Linked DNA regions of Mus musculus: region 1 is linked to region 2. A link is a loop called in an ENCODE intact Hi-C map of the cell type or tissue named here. Cell type or tissue: heart. All regions are shown on one strand. Region 1 holds the start of Gm39736 (a long non-coding RNA gene). Region 2 has its middle 4.5 kb from the start of Gm30725.

The links. Peaks named below come from ENCODE experiments on the same cell type or tissue, not always from the same donor. Only the 100,000 strongest peaks of a DNase experiment are listed, where the experiment ranks them.
Region 1: a loop joins it to region 2, with 3.0 times the contacts of the local background. A loop is called at or near these places in 2 of 42 quality-filtered maps.

The regions. Positions count from the first base shown.
Region 1 is chr1:190,044,480-190,046,979 of GRCm38, forward strand. It overlaps Gm39736 (a long non-coding RNA gene), which reads right to left and starts at 671. Exons shown (of 2, transcript XR_865850.3): 1 at 455-671. In heart, a CTCF peak has its summit at 1,500 (motif pointing right); no DNase peak of the experiment used is centred here; H3K27ac peaks cover 411 bases.
Region 2 is chr1:190,446,044-190,448,543 of GRCm38, forward strand. No RefSeq gene overlaps it. Among named protein-coding and RNA genes, the nearest start is that of Gm30725, 4.5 kb to the left of the region's middle. In heart, no CTCF peak of the experiment used is centred here; no DNase peak of the experiment used is centred here; H3K27me3 peaks cover 1,813 bases.

The DNA of each region.
Region 1 (2,500 bases), 400 kb before region 2:
CCTGGAGTTTCAGATCTGACAATCCCCGTTCCAAAGACAAAAGTTCTTTTCTCTTCTCTCCTCTCCTCTCCTCTCCTCTCCTCTCCTCTCCTCTCCTCTCCTCTCCTCTCCTCTCCTCTCCTCTCCTCTCCTCTCCTCTCCTCTCCTCTCCTCTCCTCTCCTCTCCTCTTCTCTTCTCTTCTCTTCTCTTCTCTTCTTTCTCTCTCTCTCTCTCTCTCTCTCTCTCTCTCTCTTTTTAGTTCTTTACTGGAATTCTTCATTCTTTCCCATCCACCCCAGGCCCATTTCTCATTTCCTCAGGAAGCCATTTAGCTAGAGGCGTAGGGAAAGTTGCCTAGCGCATTTCATCAGGCCCTACAGACGCTCACATACCCGGGCAGGGATCAAGCACTGAGAGCACACACAGCCTTGCCCATGGGCATTTCTGCCTGGGGACAGTTAGAAGGGCTCTCACCTCTACTCACACCAGCTTACTTTCAGGAACCGCTGGAAGTGGCAGGGTGGCCCTGCATGTCTCCTTCACAAAGCTTCCACGGGGTCACTGGACAGGACGCTTCTGTGTGCTTTCCAGGGTTCTCTTGGAAAAGCACCTGCAGAGACCATCTGGGGCGCTGTAGCGGGAAGTTGCTGCATTCTGTAACTTTTTCAGACCTTTACTTTGTAGCTGAGTTTCATCTCCTGGGAACAACAGTCTGGCGGACAGGCTGGCAAGCCCTCTGTTCTATGCTCTGGAGGAAGGATTCACATCTCCAGGAGGAGTAAATAGATGAAACCCAAGAGAACAAATCAAGTGTGTTTTTTGGTGCTAACTGCTAGGAAGAAATAAAACATTTATAAAAATAAAATGTTTTACTATAACGACCAATTTCCATTGTGTTTGCAAAAAAAGTGTCCCTAATACTCTGGAATCAGTTGTTTGTTGCCAGGCATCAGTCATCCCTTGGGGGACAGGGGATCCCTTTGTCCTATCTACAGCAGGGAGCCTACATCTTCCCCCAAAGGTAGGCTAAGAATTTTCACCAGCAAAGATCTGGCATCACATGGGTTGCACTAACTCCTGGTTGGACACCATGTGACAGGAGAAAAAAATAAAAGTCTCTAGGGGGCTTGAAAATATTCTCCACTTTATGATCTCCAACAAATGGAGAACTTGTGAGAAATATCTGTGAGGCAAAGAACAACCAGACAGAGTAGAGTGTTTTCAAGTCCACGGAAAATCAGAAGGCATTCTCGTGCCCTTAATGTTTCAGCATTGGCCACTGTGGTTGAGATCAAATCTAAGCCTTCTAAATCCTAGAAGGACCGTGAGCCTTGAGGGAAGGCTGCTTCTCCTTCTGTTGGCCCACATGCATCTTCCTGGGGTTTGAGAAGTGTCCCACATTTCTTGCTTTGCATTTGATCCTTCCCACTGAATTAGTTGGTGGGGGAGCCTCCAGGAATCAGGTGGAGCTAGCAGGAATCAGCAGAAAGCCCTTCAAAGAGCCTACGCTCTGCTCTGCCAAGCAACCAGCAGATGTCAGCAGCTCATCTACTTTTGGTCCCTGGCAGAGGTACAGAGCCCACCAAGAAGGAAGCCTGGGGCTGACACCAGCTGTTTTTTAAGTCTCTGGCATGGGTTAAGGAATGGGTCCACTCTTAGGTGGACAACTGAAGGCTAGGGGATGGCTTACTTCAGGGGAGACAAGCAGATGACATTCATGCAATAGTTTCTTGCTCTTCACACTTGAATGGGAGTTTGTGGTTTTTTTTTTTTTCTTTCTTTTTTTGTTTGCTTTTGTTTTTAATATTGGTTTTTGGTCAGTCCCATTTACAGATACCAGGACTTGTCAGAGAATTAGACAAGCTTTGTTGGGAAACTTTCAAAAGTTAAAGGTAATTAAATTTGCTTTCAAATATGATTCCTTGCCCTTTAAGATCTGTTTTTGAGGAGGATCCCACTAGATTCTCGAGAAAGAATGCTTAGCAAGAAAAATTCGGCTTGAAAATTCCAAACAAAATTTCAAACAGGAGGTCCAAAAAAGATGTGTGAGGGATGGAAGTCAATTAAGACCAGCTCCTGAGATTGGTTATTTAGTTTACAAACCCAGGGTAATCCCTCAGTCTAATAAATGTGAGACCAAATACCACTGGTGAATTAAACATCAACACAGCTAAACATGCCTTTGGTTTATGGAGGAGAGCTCCATTCTCATGTGTGCCCATAGCAAATACACCTGTCAGCATGTGCTCCTCAGAAGCCCAGGGTCAGGGTGAAAAGACAGTAAGATCGCATTTATTAAATGTTCTCCAAGCTGGGGAGCATGTGTGCCCATGTGTCCGTGGGTACACACAGGCTTGTGTAAATTTGTACCTATTGTGCTTGTGCATTCATGAATGTGTTTGCATGTGCCTGTGTGTGCATGTTTGTGGTTGTGCATGCGTTTGCATGCCTGTAGGTGTGTGTGTGTGTGTGTGTGTGTATAATATCCAGTGTCTTTTTCAATTGCTCATCATCCCTTTA
Region 2 (2,500 bases):
AGGCCAAGGGATGAGGTCGGTGTTGTCAAAATCAGGTGAGCTGATGGTGTGGGGTGGGGTGGTTCTTCAACAGAAAGTTGGGGCGCTATAAACCGATACAATGGGAGGGCTGGGCAGAGAGAAACAGTCACCGGGACTGTGTTGGCTCTGACCTTCCGGAAGCATCCATGGATGGGGCCAGCGGTGATAAAAGGACTTGATACAGGGCTGCAAGGTAGCACTAGGCAGGGAGTCACAAAGTCCTTGGCTGTAATTCCAGCTCTCTCCGTAACTACTGATGTGACTTTGAACAAGTCATTGAGGGTCTCTGGGCTTCAGTGCCTCCTATGTAACAGAGAGCAGTAATTTAAATAATAGTAATGGCAAAAGCTCCCCAGGTTGCTGTGAGGATCCTGATGTGATCCAATTGGATGAGATCATAGGCAGAAAAGCCTTTTGAAATGCTAAGTGCAAAAGATTTATAAATATCAGAGTGTATTTGAGGCAGGAGAGTAGCATCGGCAGAGACATGAAACAGGAGCAAGCCCTGTGTATAGGAGGAATAGTAAGCAGGTTTGGCTTGGAACCTGGGAAAAGCTGGGCTTGGGGATGGAAAGCTAACATGGCGCGACCCCACGCAGCAAAGCCTGAATCGTAGTCAGCCCCAGGAAGTTCTGGTCTGCTGAAAGGGAACATACAGAAAGGCAAAGCAAGTCCTTCCAGTTAACGAGGACTTTCCCATGAACAGCCAGCTTTCTCCTCGGGGAGACACCGTCAATGCGGGCTGTGCCCCTGGCCAATATTTGGTTTCTGGGAGGCCCTTGCCCCTGTCTCTTACCAAGGAATCATAGGAACAGGTGGAGAATGGAGCCCTAGAGGAGGGCCAGGTCAAGGTCCTGGAGGGTGGGGCATGGGAAGGAGGAGGAGGAGGAGGAGAAGAAGAAGGAGGAGGAGGAGGAGGAGAAGGAGGAGGAGGAAGAGAAGGAGGAGGAGGAGGAGCAGGAGGAGGAGGAAGAGGAGGAGGAGGAGGAGGAGTGGAAAGTAGCAGGTGGGCCTCAGTGATTGTGACCCTCCTGTGTAATCAGCCCTGATTAGGGAAAATCACTTGAGTGTAGAAGCCCCATGCGTTGGGTCCCTTCCCAGAGAGCTAGATTGCTAGGCTTCTTTGCCCTGTCAGGAGGGTTTACTGAGTGTGCAGAGCAGGTAGGAAGAACTTTCAGAAGCAGGTCTCTCTAAACGATTGTTGTTGCTGCTGCTGCTGCTGCTGTCCACCTCTCTACTCTCCCAAGGGACAGCAGTAGGAAATGAGAGGTGTGCACACCCAGGGAAACAAGTCTGGCCCTTGCCTTGCTTGGCTCCCTAGTCGTACAGCCCGTGGCTTGTTGTGTGGGATTGTGAATGGAAGTAGGAAAGATATCCATAGATAAGCACCGACTTGCTTCCAGCACTCAACAGTTACAAAAGACTCTCCTTCACGTCCTGTCCGTGAGTTCTCCCACGATGCTGGCACACAGGGTTGATCAAGCACTTCAGAAAGTCTGTGTCATTGGCTCACAATCCCAACTGCCACTACACAGGACAATCAAGACCTGTGTGAACTCTGTGGCTCACTACTGTGTTGCTGTGGATTCGGAAAGCCTTGAGAAGCCACTTCCTCTCAGCCTAGGTGGCAGTGTCCTGGAAGGCCCCAGTGGGCTTTCATTGCTGGGGAATGACAGGTGAGGTCAGGGTGGGGGTCTGGAGGTGTGTATTTCAGCTTATCCTAAAAACTCTGGGGAAATCATGTAGGCCTTAGGGTTGTCATCTACAGAATGGCGGTGGCACTGCCCATGTGGACCATCCTACAGAGCTGCCTTGATAATGTCCTCTGAAGACGCCCCTGTGCTATTCCAGGAGTTGAGCAAAGCCTTCCGTTTCCCGTTCTTCTCCCTCCTCAGCTATTAACAGGATGCTCCCTTCAGCCCTAAGACAGAGGGAGGTGATGTCTGGCTGGACCTAGGCTGCAGGTGCTGGTGGAGCTCTTTTGTGCTGTGGGACTTGGTCCCAGGTAGGTTTGCCCAGAGGCCATTCTGCTGGAAGGATGAGCTACGGGGAAAGGAGCTTCACCACAGGTGAGCAAAGAGAGACAGCCGGCTCGGAGGCTTTTAAATGTAAAGTGCTCTCTAGAGAGTTCGCAAAGGCCCTATTCCAGGGAGATCAAAGTCGGAAAAAGCTTGCTCCTCCAGAATCAAAGGCTCCTTGCTCTCAAGAGCAGACAGCAAAGATCCCCACCCCCACCCCCACCTCATAGTCCCCCACCCCCACAAGAAGAGCCAAGCAGAACAATGGCGAGTGGCTGCCTGCCCCCAGAACAGACGCCGGGCCAAGTCTGCAAACATCTGCACCTGGGATGCACCTGCCAGGCAGGGCTGACCCGGAAGCAGCGAAGCGCACCTGCTCTTTTGATTTCCCATCATTCACTGGGTGCGGATGGTCCCATGGATTCTTACACTGCCCTCTTCCCTCCCTCCTACTTGTGGTT